Linked DNA regions of Homo sapiens: all the other regions are linked to region 1. A link is an interaction called in ENCODE POLR2A ChIA-PET data of the cell type or tissue named here. Cell type or tissue: GM12878. All regions are shown on one strand. Region 1 overlaps THAP9 (THAP domain containing 9). Region 2 overlaps PLAC8 (placenta associated 8). Region 3 overlaps SCD5 (stearoyl-CoA desaturase 5).

Region 1 (5,000 bases):
TATCTGAGGGTGAAAATTAGATATGAAAAACATTTCTGGGGATAGGGTACTATTCAGACTGAACAGACCATCTTGCCTAATATCAAGAGAAAAAAAAAAAATTCTGTTCCTGGTGGGGATTCCTATTTATGACCTCTAGTCCCCTCTTGGAAAAACATAAAATATTCATCTCCTTTGGAGATAGCTACTCTTTTCTAAAAAGAGGACACATTTCTCTTTTCCTAGAATGTAAATCCAAATCTCTGCTGCTTTCATCAAAGAACAAGTTGGCAATTTTTATTTTGCCCTTCTTCAAAGATCTTAGTTCACTCTAAAGAGGACTAGGTAGCCTTTCCATGGGTTTATAGTCTACTCTATAGAATATTTTAGAAAAAAATGTGGAGATACACAATTTCCAAGCTCAAAGAAATTCTGCAAACTAGTACAACTCTACTGCAAAAAGACTTTGGTAAAATTATGTAGCAGTTAAAACTGTTTATAATGAATTTGCAGTAGCAAATGGGTAAGAGCTACTACAAAAAGTGATAAGTGCAGAACAGAAAATGGTATAAACCATATGGTTTCATCTCTGGGTAGTGGGATTAACATTATTTTAATTACTTAAATATTTCTTTGCTTTTCCTATAATAAATGTTACTTTTATAACTGGAAAACCATAAGATACAAAAGAATTTTGGTGATTAATTTTCATTCTTCTTAAGCTACTGAGACTTTCACTTCCCAACTGAAAGCATGTTTTCATAGGCAAGAACAAAATAAATACTTAATGGTACCTCAGAAAAATAGCTATTTTTGTAAATACTACAGGTTACTAGGGGGAAGTACCTGAAAATTGAGCTCGTAGCAGACACTCTGTTTCTTCAGAAAGTAGTTTCTCTTCTACAAGTGCATCAATTAATCGTAAACCCTTTCTCTTCTTGATCATCCTGTAGTTCTTTACGGAGATAAGTCTTTTTTTGGACACTTGTAACATTTGTTGCACCTCAGCCAGTTTCTCTGCACCTATCGTCAAAGGTGTCTTTAAACTATAGTTATGGTCCTCAGTAGCAACTTCTTGAGAATTGTCTGGAAGAGGTTGTTTTAGGATTTTTTGTCTTGCTTTACCTTTAAGATGTACACCTTGAGGAATCTATGACAGATATATAAAATTAAAGTTATTTTAGAAATAATCACATAGAAGAGTATCTGTAAAAATACCCTAAATACAAAGCACTAATCTGGTTGCTGTGGAGAGTTAGTTAGGAAAGAAAAGGTCATAATCTCTGAATGTTTTAATGTATAGTTTATAGGGTAATATAAACAGGCTTTTTTTTTTTGCACTACACAGAAATATTAATATGATGTTGAAAGTTTCTGAAATAAAGTAACTAGAGAAAGGTGGTAGTAAACTGGGATGGCTTCATGGAAGTGAGTTTTAAGCAGTTCTTAGAAGGTACAATAACATGGTTAATGAAGGTGACAGAGAAGTTATTTGTGCAAAAAAGAAGGCATAGTGGACAGTGCATGGCTTTGGAATTAAGACTGACCTGGGTTTGAATCTTAGCTCCCTCAATTAGCTGTCACATAAGCTCTACAATCCCTTGTGTCCTCATCTGTAAAATGTGGATAATAATACAGGATTCTTTTGAAGATACAATATAAGAATTTATGTAAATCTCCTAGTACAATGCCTGGACCATTGTAGCTCTCAACACATGGCAGCCATTATTGATTTTACACAAAAGTATGAAAGCAAGCAAATTTATCACATATATAGTAAGTATATATGGTTTGAAAAGATAATTCAGGACAGTTAAAAATGTACAAATCAGTTAATAGGAAGCTCTTGGGACTTGGTGAGTTTGAATTTGACACCAACTAAATACTTCCGAATAGGGGAATGAGATAAACCAATACTGGAAGAAGGAGACTGACGATTAAGAGGAAAGTAAGGCTAGTGTCAGAATAGAACAGTTAGGTGACTATCACAGACTGTGCAGAAAGTGAAAGCCCATGTGTCAGAGTTGTGGTTAAGGGGTAAAAGGATAAAATAAAAACAGTCATAGGAAACAGAAGAATATCATACCAATACTGGTGACTCACTCATAGAAAGTTTCATTATTTCCCACATACTTCCTGTATCAATGTTAATAATTAGGTATATTTTTGATCAAGATAAATAACATTATTAGGAGGAACCAAAAAACATAGATAATTTCAAAGTACTATGAAAGCTGTCTCATACTTAACAAAAGCCTGTATTCTAAGGCTATTTATATCTACCAGTTGATTTTTGCAATTGGTTAGTAACCTTTATATATATCTAGACAAATGATTTGCATTTATATAGTTTTTTAAAAGCTCCAGAACAAATGCTAATATATATAATTTTTTTTTTAAATTTTCAAAGCATTTAAAATCTATTACTGGATTTAAGACTTGGGTTTTTTTGTCTGCAAATTCTAGCTATAATGGGGGCTATCTTGATTTTTAAAGGCTCTGTAAATTTTCATTTTGTTGACTTACACCTACATTTAAATACCTTGTATAGAGAAACAGAAGGCACAGCTCCTTTTTTCAGCTTTCTTCTTATGCCATATGACTCAAAGTCACTTTCTTGAAAATGTTTGGAACACAGTATAGCACCTGGTCCTGGAATCCAAATCTTTTTGCTTCTGGGGTCCACACGATTAACAGCCCTGATCCATTTTGAGCGCTGTATGGTATCAGTTGGAAATCTATGACAATCACATTAAAGTTCCATTAACATGAAAACATTATAGTACTATTACAGTAGTATTTATTATATAAACCCATCTATTATTTTACTGCTTTATAGAAACATAAAGCCAAGTGAATTAAAAGTTTAATTTACTTAGTTCATTTTTCAAAGTTCTTTGATTTTTTTTAATCCAAAGGTTCAATATCTGATTTTTCTTTGTCAATCATAGAGGGGCAATTCCCATATTAAAAATCCTACTATATTTTGTCTTCACTTCCTACACTTAATAGAATTTGCTCAAATTTAAATGGTTAAAGAATATATGCATCTTTTCCTTTCCTGTAGTGATTTTAAACTATTTGGTACTCTTCCTTTTAAGAAGTGAAGCCTGGCTGGGTGCAGTGGCTCATGCCTGTAATCCCAGCACTTTGGGAGGCTGAGGCGGGAGGATCAGCAGTCAGGAGTTCAAGACCAGCCTGGACAACATGGTGAAACCCCGTCTCTACTAAACATATAAAAAATTAGCCGGACGTGGTGGCGGGTGCCTGTAATCCCAGCTACTGGGGAGGCTGAGGCAGGAGAATCTCTTGAATCCGGAGGTGGAGGCTGCAGTGAGCCGAGATCGCACCATTACACTCCAGCCTGGGCAACAAGAGTGAAACTCCGTAACAAAAAAAAAAAAAAAAAAAAAAAGGGGGAGCCTAATTCCCCTCCCCTTGAGTGAGTATGGGCTAGAGTTAGTGATTTGCTAAGGAATGGAAAAAGAACATGTGACAGTAAGTGACCACAGACTACGTCATAAAGGAACAAGCTTTCCTCCTTGCTCTCTGTAGAGAATGGTTTGCTCTGTGGTAAGGTATCTGGCATGTTATAAAGCAGTCCTGTGGAGAAAACTAGTTGGTGAGGAACTGAGGCCTCCAGTCAAAGGCCATGTTGAGTTAGTCTTTTTGAAAGCAGGTGACTTCAGCCTTCAGATGAGTGCAATCTTATGAGATACTGTAACATCGAGCTACACTCCTGAATTCCTGACCCTCAGAAATGTGTGAGATAAAAATGTTTATACTGAATTTTGAGGTAACTTGTTATGCAGCAGTAGAAAACAAGACAAGTATATTTACTATATTGTTTTTTCATGTTTAAAGGCACTACTTTTTCCTAGCCTTGATTATAAAAATTACCTTGCATTTATTTATTTTTCAATCCAAGCCAAATTATGTTTAGAAACTTGTCGGCCAGGCGTGGTGGCTCACGCCTGTAATCCCAACACTTTGGGAGGCCGAGGCGGGCGGATCACTTGAGGTCAGGAGTTCAAGACCAGCCTGGACAACATGGTGAAACCCTGTCTCTAATAAAAATACAAAAATTAGCCGGGCCTGGTGGCTCCCACCTGTAATCCCAGCTACTAGGGAGGCTGAGGCAGGAGAATCGCTTGAACCTGGGAGGCAAAGTTGCAGTGAGCCAAGATAGTGCCACTGCACTCCAGCCTGGGCGACAGCAAGATTTCATCTCAAAAAAGAAAAGAAAAAGAAACTTGTGAAATTAACACAATAAAAAGCACAAAACTACTCTTTCTGCCCCTTCTTCTTTGACGTTATCTTAGAGACAGACTTATAGGTAACTATGCTTTTTGTGTATTTTAATTTAGACTTTAAAACACATAGTTACTAGAACTGAGATTGGTATAAATTTTATTTCTCAGCTAAATGCTACAAAAATATAGCAGCATGGTAAAACATAATTCTGATATGCTCTCTAAATCACCTTGAGAAAGAACTCTGAATTGGAAAACCTGTATTTAAGCTTCAGTGACCTTCTACCAGCTATATGGTATTAGACACATCTCTCAATCTTAGAACTTCCTCACAGGGCTGTAGTAAGAGTGTATGAGGCTACAAATGTATTCAAAATCACTTTGTAAACTGTAAAGTACTATCCAAAGTTCGATCTTTCCTAAGAACAACTAATTCCATTTCTGGGATTATAATTTTATTGTTCTAAGAAGATGATGATACTTGATCAAGGGCAAATGAACAGGGAATTCTTTTTCCAATAAAGTTGGGGCAAATCTATCTTTTTTCACTGAGTTCTTTTCTAACTCATGGAACATATTTTGCAAGGGAGCTTTTCCACAGATTGGGTATAGTCTCTAAACGTGCAAGGAACCCTCAAAAGTTGGCTGGTCCAACAACTTCTATTACTAGCGTGGTCCTCTGATGCAAAGCTTCCCAACAGGTATGCCTAGTGAGTACAGCTGTTGATATTCTTAGTCCATGGGGTGGGCTGGGACACCTGAGTAGTT
Region 2 (5,000 bases), 200 kb before region 1:
AACCCTGTTACGGCTTTATCAACTAAGCTTATGGAATATTCTCAATCCTTTGTTGTTATTTCAACCATGGTCACAGCATCTTCACCAGGAGTTGATTCCATCTCAAGAAACCACTTTCTTTCTTTCTTTCTTTCTTTGTTGAGATGGAGTCTCACTCTGTTGCCAGGCTGGAGTGCAGTGGTGAGATCTCGGCTCACTGCAACCTCCGCCTCCCAGGTTCAAGCGATTCTCCTGCCTCATCCTCCCGAGTAGCTGAGATTACAGGTACCCGCCACCGTGCCCAGCTAATTTTTGTATTTTTAGTAGAGACAGGGTTTCACCATGTTGGCCAGGATGGTCTTGATCTCTTGACCTTGTGATCCGCCCGCCTCGGCCTCCCACAGTGCTGGGATTACAGGCAGAAGCCACCGCGCCCAGCCTCAAGAAATAGCTTTCTTTTTTTTTTTTTTAAAGGGAGTCTTGCTCTGTCACCCAGGCTGGAGTGCAGTGGCGCCATCTCGGCTCACTGCAAGCTCCGCCTCCCAGATTCACGCCATTCTCCTGCCTCGGCCTCCTGAGTAGCTGGGATTACAGGTGCCCGCCACTACGCCCGGCTAATTTTTTGTATTTTTAGTAGAGACGGGGTTTCACCGTGTTAGCCAGTATTGTCTCAATCTCCTGACCTCATGATCCGCCCGCCTCGGCCTCCCAAGGTGTTGGGATTACAGGCGTGAGCCACCGCGCCCGGCCAAGAAACAGCTTTCTTTGCTCATCCATAAGAAGTAGCTCCTCAAGTTTTATCATGAGATTGCAGCAATTCAGTGACATCTTTAGGATCCATTTCTAATTCTAGTTCTCTTGCTATTTCTACCACATCTGTAGTTACTTTCTCTACTGAAGTCTTGAACACCTCAAAGTCATCCATGAGGGATAGAATCAACTTCTTCCAATCTCCTTTACTGTTGATATTTTGATCTCCCCCCAGGAATCATGAATGTTTTTCTGTTTTGTTTTTTGAGACAGGGTCTCACTCTGTCACCCAGGCTGGAGTGCAGTGGCGCCGTCTCGGCTCACTGCAGCCTTCCCCTCCCAGGTTCAAGCAATTCTCCCACCTCAGCCTCCTGAGTACCTGGGGCTATAGATGTGCAGCATCACACCCAGTTAATTTTTTATTTTTATTTTTTGGTAGAGATGGGTTTTTACCATGTTGGCCAGGCTGGTCTCGAAACTCCTGACCTCAAGTGATCCGCCTGCCTTGGCCTCCCTAAGTGCTGAGATTACAGCTGTGAGCCACCACACCTGGCCAGGAATCATGAATGTTCTTAATGAAACCTAAAATTATTAATCATTTCCACAAGATTTTCAATTTATTTTCCCTAGATCCATCAGAGGTATCACTGTCTATGGCAGCTACAGCCTTCAAAAGTGTTTTTTTTTTTAAATAATAAGACTTGAAAATCAAAATTACTCCTTGATTGGCTGCAGAATAGGTGTTCTTTTAGAAGGCATGAAAATAACATTAATCTCTTTGTATGTCTTCATCAGAGTTCTTGGATGTCTAGGTACATTGTTAGTGAACAGTAATATTTTGAAAATAATCTTTCTTTGTGAGTATAGGTTTCAGTTGTGGGCTTAATATTTGGTAAACAATGCTGTCAACACGTGCTGTCATCAGGTTTTGTGGTTCCATTTATAGAGCACAGGCAGATTTAGCATAATTATTTTTTTTTCTCATGGGGTAGGGGAAAGAAAAGTGATTAGAATAATTCTTAAGGGCTCTAGGATTTTGCAAATAGTAAATGAGCATTGGCTTCAACTTAAAGTCACCAGTTGCATTATCTCCTAACAAGAGAGTCAGCCTGTCTTTGGCACCTTTGAATACAGGCACGGACTTCTCCTTTCTAACTTTGAATTTCCTTGATGGCATCTTCTTCCAATAAGGCTGTTTCATTTTCATTGAAAATCTGTTTTTTAGCGTAGCCACCTTAATCAATTATCTTAGCTAGGCCTTCTGGATAACTTGCCACACCTTCTCCATCAGCACTTGCTGCTTCGCCTTGTGCTTTTATGTTACGGAGAAGACATCTTTCCTTAAACCTCATGAAGCAACCTCTTTTAGCTTCAGACTTTTCTTTTGCAGCTTTCTTTTTTGTTGTTGTTTTTGTTTTTGTTTTGAGATGCAGTCTCGCTCTGTCGTCAGGCTGGAGTGCAGTGGGGCACGATCTTGGCTCACTGCAAACTCTGCCTCCCGGGTTCAAGCGATTCTCCTGCCTCAGCCTCGCCAGTAGCTGGGATTACAGGCCCGTGCCGCCACACCCAGCTAATTTTTTTGTATTTTTAGTAGAGACGGGATTTCACCATGTTGGTCAGGATGGTCTCAATCTCCTGACCTCGTGATCTGCCCAACTCGGCCTCCCAAAGTGCTGGGATTATAGGCATGAGCCACCACGCCCAGCTTCTTCTGCAGCTTTGTCTCTCTTATCCTTCATAGAACCCGAAGAGCACTGGGGCCTTGCTGTGGATTAGGCTTTGACTTATGGGAATGTTGTGGCTGGTTTGGTCTCCTATCCAGACCACTCAAACTTTCTCCAGATTAGCAATAAGGTTGTTTTGCTTTCCTATCATTTTTATGTTCACCGGAGTAGCATGTTTAATTTCCTTCAAGAACTTTTCCACTGCATTCACAACTTGGCTAACCATTTGGCACAAGAGGACTAGCTTTCAGCCTCTCTCTGGTTTCAATATGTTTTTCTCACTAAGCTTAATTATTTCTAGCTTTTGATTTAAGTAGGAGATATGTGACTCTTCCTTTCATTTGAACATTTAGAGGCCATTGTAGGGTTATTGGTTGACCTAATTTCAGTATTGTTGTGTCTCAGGGAATAGAGAGGCCCAAGGAGAGGAAGAGAGATAGGAGAACAGAACAGCTGGTCAGTGGAGCAGTCAGAATACACACATTTATCAATTAAATTTGCTGTCGGTATTAGTCCGTTCTCGCATTGCTATAAAGAAGTACCTGAGGCTGGGTAACTTATAAAGAAAAGGTTCTCGCATTGCTATAAAGAAGTACCTGAGACTGGGTAATTTATAAAGAAAAGAGGTTTAATTGGCTCATGGTTCCACAGGCTGTACAGGAAGCATAGTGGCATCTGCTTCTAGGGAGACCTGTGGAAGCTTACAATTATGGCAGAAAGCAAAGGGGGAGCCAGCACTTCACATGACTGGAGCAGGAGGAAGGGAGACAGAGGTGCTACACATTTTTTTTTTTTTTTTTGAGATGGAGTCTCGCTCTGTCACCCAGGCTGGAGTGCAGTGGCACGATCTTGGCTCACTGCAAGCTCCACCTCCTGGGTTCACGCCATTCTCCTGCCTCAGCCTCCCAAGTAGCTGGGACTACAGGAGCCCGCCACCACGCCTGGCTATTTTTTTGTATTTTTAGTAGAGACGGGGTTCCACCGTCTAGGCAGGATGTTAGGCAAGATGGTCTCGATCTCCTGACCTTGTGATCTGCCCGCCTCGCGCGCCCGGCAGTTTTTTGTTTTTTTTTTTTGAGACAGAGTCTCGCTCTGTCACCAGGCTGGAGTGCAGTGGTATGATCTCGTCTCACTGCAACCTCTGCCTCCCAGGTTCAAGCAATTTTCCTGCCTCAGCCTCCTGAGTAGCTGGGAGTACGGGTGTGCGTCACCACACCCATCTAATTTTTTTTTTTTTTTGTATTTTTAGTAGAGATGGGGTTTCACCATGTTGGCCAGGATGGTCTAGATTTCTTGACCCTGTGATCCGCCTGCCTTGGCCTTCCAAAGTGCTGGGATTACAGGTGTGAGCCACCATGCCCAGCCTCTGCTACACACTTTTAAACAACCAGATCTCACGAGAACTCACGCACTATTGGAACACAGTACTAAAGGGAAAATCTGCTGCTATGATCCAGTCACCTCCCACCAGGCCCCACCTCCAACATTGGGGATTACATTTGATGTGAGATTTGGGTGGGGACAACATCCAAACTATATCACCATCTTATATGGATGGGTGCAGTTCATGGTGCCCCAAAATAAATAGTAACATCAAACTCTTAATGATCACAGGTGGCCATAACAGATATAATAAGAATGAAAAAAATTGAAATATTGCAAGAATTTCCAAACTGTGACACAGAGACATGAAGTGAGCACACGCTATTGGAAAAAATGGCACCCTTAGACTTGCTTGATGCAGGGTTGCCACAAACCTTCAATTTGTAAATGCAGTGAGCCAAGATTGCATCATTGTACTCCAGCCTGGACAAGAATGAAACTCCATCTCAAAAAAAAAAAAAGTTATAGCTGATTATAAAATCATCTTTTAAAGAGGACCAAAGTGAGAAAACAATTGTCTGTGGATGACAAAAACATTTTAGGGCAGCCACAGTTAAAGGCACAATTGACAAGGAAATTTACTTCTGTGGCACACAGTCATTTAACATAATAATTATAATTATTATTGTTAACATATACTAAGTCATATTAGAATTATAGCAGTTTTATATAATTTTGGAACATACACCAATAACACATTTACACAAATATAGACCAAAGAAAGTCATTTGATATTTGACAATGCTTCCTGTATGATTTTTGTACCAAATAAGCCATTTTGAGACTTTAGAGGACCTAATATCTAAATATTAGGTTAGAAAGAGACATAATTTATAATTTGATTTTGGAAAGCTTGTCAAATATCAAAGGTTTAAAACACCAGATATCACAAAATAGAATCCCAAGTCACCATAAGTCATTCATTTGGCAAAAATAACTCAAAAAAATTAAAAAAAAAAAAACCTTTATTCTGATAGAGGAGACTTAGCTTTCCAAACAAGACTCAATGAAGATAGCATGAAGCCAGCTGAATCTGTCTCTTCTTTCTGTCCTCCTTTTTTTCCCTGCCATTTACCCAAAGGAGAAAACAAAACTCTTTCATTATCTTTTAACATTACATAAAAATCATCTTTGAAAGAGAAAACCAAATTTCATGTTTGCATT
Region 3 (5,000 bases), 110 kb after region 1:
GAGGCGCGCGAAGGGAGAGGCTCGGCACAGGCTGAATCGGCTCCCAGCGAGGGAGGACGGGCGGGCGATTGTGTCACCTCTGCGGTCCCTGGGGCTCTCCTATCCCCCCCATCACCTCCGCGGGTCACGGACCTTGGGGACAGAGATGAGGACAAGTAAGGGAGTTGGACCGGGGAGGAGAGACCCGGCACAGGATAGAGTCTTGGTTTACGCGCACCAGATGGAAGATACCGGTTCCCCTCTTGCCTCTCCAAGGCCCCTGTCCCTGCCCCCTCCGCAATCTTCTATGCCCATTTGCAGTTCTCGGTGAAGTTTCTCGGTGAGCAAACCGATCCCATGGCGAGAGCGGTCTGACCCTAGCACGAAGCTCCGACTGTGGCTGTGCAGAGCCTTCTCCAAACCCTGTTCCCATGTGGCCAGTGGGAACCTGTGGCTCTCCTGGTACCCTCCTTCCGTGCACCCCCACTCCTGCCAGTAGGGAAGGGAGCCCGGGCGCCGACCACCATTCCCCTTCCCCTGGGCCCCAGGGACTGCGTGCCCACCCTACACGACCCCAGTCGTTGATCTTTGAACCACTTCGCAGCCGCCCTGGCCGCAATAACTGGTTTTGGCCTCCTTTACTGAAGCGGCAGTAGCCAGGACAAAAGGCACAGGCATTGATATGCTGAGTGAGAATTTGACGAGGTAATCCAAGATGCCCTTCCAGCTCCCGTTTCCCTGATCTCTAGGGGCGGGCAGGAGAAACACAACCTACTTTTATTTCCAGAGGGGAAGAGGAAGGAAGAAAATAAGACCTCTTTCTACAGGGCTTTTTTGGCATGGTGCCAGCTGCAAATGCCTAGGTAGATAATGGGGCCACTATGGTTCCAAGCCTTCCCTTGAAATCCTGCAGTCCCTGCTCTTGGAAGTAAACCCATCCAGAAGTGGGTACCTCTTAGGGGGTGTGGCTCAGGGAGGGCATAGCAGAGTTGACGGATGGTGAGAGAGGTAGGATCTTTGGGGATCCCTAAAGCCTTTAAAGTCTCCCCAAAGCTCTGGGAAATCTCCTGCTTCATCTTTCCTTCTCTCAGTGCACCTCCTCATTTCTGTGTCCTTTTCACCATCACCTTTATGTGTTGGTTTAATTCTCCAACTGACTGTAGACTGTATGATGTTCAGCTGTTGCTTCATCAACACACTCCGACACTGCCAACCAAAGCCCTTATTGCCCAGAGTTCTCCAACAAGCTCCTCTCTCCCCCCTGCTTCCAGAGGCAGGGCTGGGCTTGGTCCTCAGAGCCTGGTGACCTCTAGGGGATTGAGGCTTATCTTTAATAGCTGTGGTGTTCAGAGAGTGCTCAGGGAAAAGTGAGCACTTAAAATATTATCTTACATGCCTAGGGCTCACTGGCTCCACTTCTTACAGCCTCTGAGCCCCAAGACCCTGGCACTGGACCAGGAGCCACAAGGACAAGGCCCCTCTCTCCAAGTTTGCCAGGTCACCTCTGCCCTTTCCGGACCGCTCTCTGTGGTGAAGATAGAACCTTTGTTCTGAAAGATCTTGGCTTAGAGGACACCTCCCAGGCCCCAGTGTCCTCTAGCTTCCTTAGAGAAGTTAACACACTGAAGGAATCTGGTTTCCCCTTTGTGACTCATGTCCCAAACCCCATTCCATACCTTCCTGGATAAATTCTGCCTGTGCTTCATCTGCTATTTCCTAAGTCTTTTTTTTTTTTTTGAGACAGAGTCTCGCTCTGTCGCCCAGGCTGGAGTGCAGTGGTGCGATCTCGGCTCACCGCAAGCTCCGCCTCCTGGGTTCACACCATTCTCCTGCTTCAGCCTCCCAAGTAGTTGGGATTACAGGTGCCCGCCACCACGCCCGGCTAATTTTTTGTATTTTTAGTAGAGATGGGGTTTCACCGTGTTAGCCAGGATGGTCTCAATCTCCTGACCTCGTGATCCACCCACCTCAGCCTCCTAAACTGCTGGAATTACAGGCGTGAGCCACTGCGCCCGGCCCGTAAGTCTTAATTCTCTCCCCACCTTCATTGCCTCCCTAAAAAAAAAAATAGCAGACAATGGTAGATATTAGAGTTTTAAGGTCCAAAATTGTGACTTAGAAACAGTCCAAACAATGGGTCTTATCTGATGAATAGCTACTGCCTCTGCTGCTTTTTTTTTTTTTTTTTTTTTTTTTTGTGAGACAGGGTCTTGCTGGAGTGCAGTGGCACGATCATAGCTCACTGCAGTCTCAGTCTCCTGGGCTCAAGCAATGCTCCCACCGCAGCCTCCCAAGTAGCTGGGACTACAGGTGTGCACCACCACACCTGGCTATTTTCTTTTTCATTTTTTTGTAGAGATGGGGGTCTCACCATGTTGCCCAGGCCGGTCTTGAATTCCTGGGCTCAAGCAGTCCTCCCAAAGTACTGGGATTACAGGCGTGAGCCACTGTACCCAGTCTCATGAATAGCTTTTGAGGGAAGAAATGAGGGACAATCAGAGACCAGCTAAGATCAGCTGTGCTGATGGCTAGGCTACATAGTAAGCAGAGGGACGAGGCAGACCACTGACTCAGGGTTATTTTCAGTGAAAGCCCTGGTGCCTTGATCCACAAATTTCCCCCCACTGAAGGCCCTTTTTCACCACCTCCCTACTGGTTATGTGTAGCATTAGGGCCAAGTTCATGCCCCAGTGGGCTGCTCATGCACTTCAAGGACCTGACTTGTAGAGGAAATAGGCTTAGCCTGTCCATTGCTTGCCACCCTCCACACCAGATGAGGTTGTGCTGGAAACAAGAGGCATCTATGCAGTGCACCCAGCAGGGGATGTGTTGGATGTGCAGTGTGCAGAGAGTAATTTGTGTGGTGGTAAAATGTCATCCGTGAAAGAGCCATCAAATTGTTAGTTCATCAAGTTGTTAGTTCTCCTTGGGGCCAGAGCATGTTGTTTTCCCTTTTTATCCTTTTCGTTTTATGAGTGGGCAGGCTGTCAGGACAGAATGCTCTTGGTGCCCCCAGGTCCTCAGCAATGCGTTCATGACTTTCAAGGACAGAAAGCGGCCGGGCATGGTGGCTCACGCCTATAATCCCAGCAGTTTGGGAGGCCGAGGCGGGCTGATCACAAGGTCAGGAGATCGAGACCATCCTCGCTAACACGGTGAAACCCCATCTCTACTAAAAAAAATACAAAAATTAGCCGGGCGTGGTGGTGGGCACCTGTAGTCCCAGCTACTCGGGAGGCTGAGGCAGGAGAATGGCGTGAACCTGGGAGGTGGAGCTTGCAGGGAGCCGAGATTGCGCCACTGCACTCCAGCCTAGGCGACAGAGTGAGACTCCGTCTCAAAAAAAAAAAAAAAAATGGACAGAATGCAAACTCCAACTAGAGGAAAAACCTGCATCTGAAGGCTTGAGCTCACAAAAATGCCTGCTTGAGAGTTTCTGGCCAAAGGGACAGTTAGTCAATGCCCTGAATCCCAAGATGGGTAGAGCAGGGAGTGAGGCCTTGCAGTTACTGTGTGGACGTGTGAGTCCTGGGGCTGCTTCCCAGCGGAGCCTCCCCTGATGGCCTCCAGACATCTGGCTGTTGGCTCCCAGAAACATCAAGGCCTTTTCTGTTTTTTCCCTAAATGTCATCCGAGTCCCCTAAATGTGTCCCATAGTGACATCATGACTCTTTTCCTCATGAGATAACTTCAGTGACAGCACCAGGCATGCAAAGCAGTAATTTTCCCTGTTTCCTTTGATAGATCAGCCATCCTTCTATCCTGTCTTGGCGCAAACGTGACCATTGTTAAGGCAGATATAGCGTTCTCTGGTGCCCTGCTGGGTTCTTGGAGCATCTGTACCATCCTGAGTGGGATTCAGCATATGGCAAGGAAACTGAGAAGTGGTGGAGATTAACAAGGCAGTGTGGGGTGATGGGATGGTCAGTAGAAGCTGGGGCTTGGAAGGCACTGGTCCACCAGTCACATTCTGAAATTTGCCCAAAGATGAGCTGTCTTCCGTTGGGCATCGGGTAGTCTGTACCTGGTCCTGATGTCTTCATTGGGTTGTGCTTCTTTTCCATCAAGTCCCTCAGGTTGTTGAGGACCCCCAAGAATGCATGGTCATGGACTTCTGTCTTGCCCCAAGGTTTTCTAGAGTAAGCAAGGCTCAGTAGACAGGCAGATCTGAATGTGAATCCCTGCTCTTCTACTTACTTACCAGCTGAATGGCCTTGGACAAATTTACATCTCTGAAGCAGTTTTCTCACCTTTAAAATGGATATATTAATACTGTTTGTTCCTAAAGTTGTGAGAATCAAATTAGATGATATGTGTAAATCACTGAGCACAGTGCCTGGCTCTTGGTTGGTGTTAATTATTCACTGTCATTATTATTGGTCCTAATACTGGCCCCTTTTCTTTAGCAGAAGAAAAAAAAGTCTTCCGGCAGCGCAATAAATTCCACAAAGATGGCACAGAACTTGGCTTCACAGCCTCTCTTGCATAGAAAAGATAGATTTGGCTTTGGAAATAAGGGCTCTTTCTCAACGTTCCAAAGAGAGATGAACACAAATCCCTTCTGTGCTTCCTCCCTCCTTCATGCCCTTCTCTTTCATTCCATCTTCCTCCTGTTTTCCTCCAAAAGATCATTGTTTTGTAGCTGGGATCTTTTTGTTCAGCTGACAACTCAGCTGGTCTTGAGCGTTTTCTTTGGGATTTTTGAGCACAGCCAGTTACAATTGCTACAGAAACAGGGCCACATCATTTCTTTGAATCTCTTAGAGTCTCAGTTTTGACTTTTCTCCCTCCCTCTTCCTTTGACTCATCATTTAAAAAACTTTAATGCTCAATTAAACTACTAAAAATCTAAGAAAAGTGAATGACTCTTCCTTTCAAACGTTGTAATTCCAAGCCCATTGTTGTTACAACTCTTGCATTTTTAACAAATGGGCAAGCATTAAGAGCCTTACCCAAGCCTGGATTGCAGCTAGACCCGAAAGAATAGAGTGTGCTTTTGCTGGCTCTAATAGTCCCAACAA

Evidence for each region. ChIA-PET counts read pairs that join two places held together with the same protein. Peaks named below come from ENCODE experiments on the same cell type or tissue, not always from the same donor. Only the 100,000 strongest peaks of a DNase experiment are listed, where the experiment ranks them.
Region 2: POLR2A ChIA-PET joins it to region 1 with 5 read pairs; 7 of 35 experiments call an interaction of 5 or more read pairs at or near these places.
Region 3: POLR2A ChIA-PET joins it to region 1 with 5 read pairs; 4 of 35 experiments call an interaction of 5 or more read pairs at or near these places.

What each region holds. Positions count from the first base shown.
Region 1 is chr4:82,902,453-82,907,452 of GRCh38, reverse strand. It overlaps THAP9 (THAP domain containing 9), which reads right to left. Exons shown (of 5, transcript NM_024672.6): 2 at 2,522-2,717; 3 at 826-1,129. Among named protein-coding and RNA genes, the nearest start is that of THAP9-AS1, 4.0 kb to the right of the region's middle. In GM12878, no CTCF peak of the experiment used is centred here; DNase peaks (open chromatin) are centred at 887, 1,982 and 3,547; H3K4me3 peaks cover 278 bases; H3K27ac peaks cover 486 bases.
Region 2 is chr4:83,098,534-83,103,533 of GRCh38, reverse strand. All of the region lies in intron 3 of PLAC8 (placenta associated 8), which reads left to right. Among named protein-coding and RNA genes, the nearest start is that of PLAC8, 14 kb to the left of the region's middle. In GM12878, no CTCF peak of the experiment used is centred here; no DNase peak of the experiment used is centred here.
Region 3 is chr4:82,792,986-82,797,985 of GRCh38, reverse strand. All of the region lies in intron 1 of SCD5 (stearoyl-CoA desaturase 5), which reads left to right. Among named protein-coding and RNA genes, the nearest start is that of SCD5, 3.3 kb to the left of the region's middle. RefSeq lists an enhancer at 443-964. In GM12878, no CTCF peak of the experiment used is centred here; no DNase peak of the experiment used is centred here; H3K4me3 peaks cover 783 bases.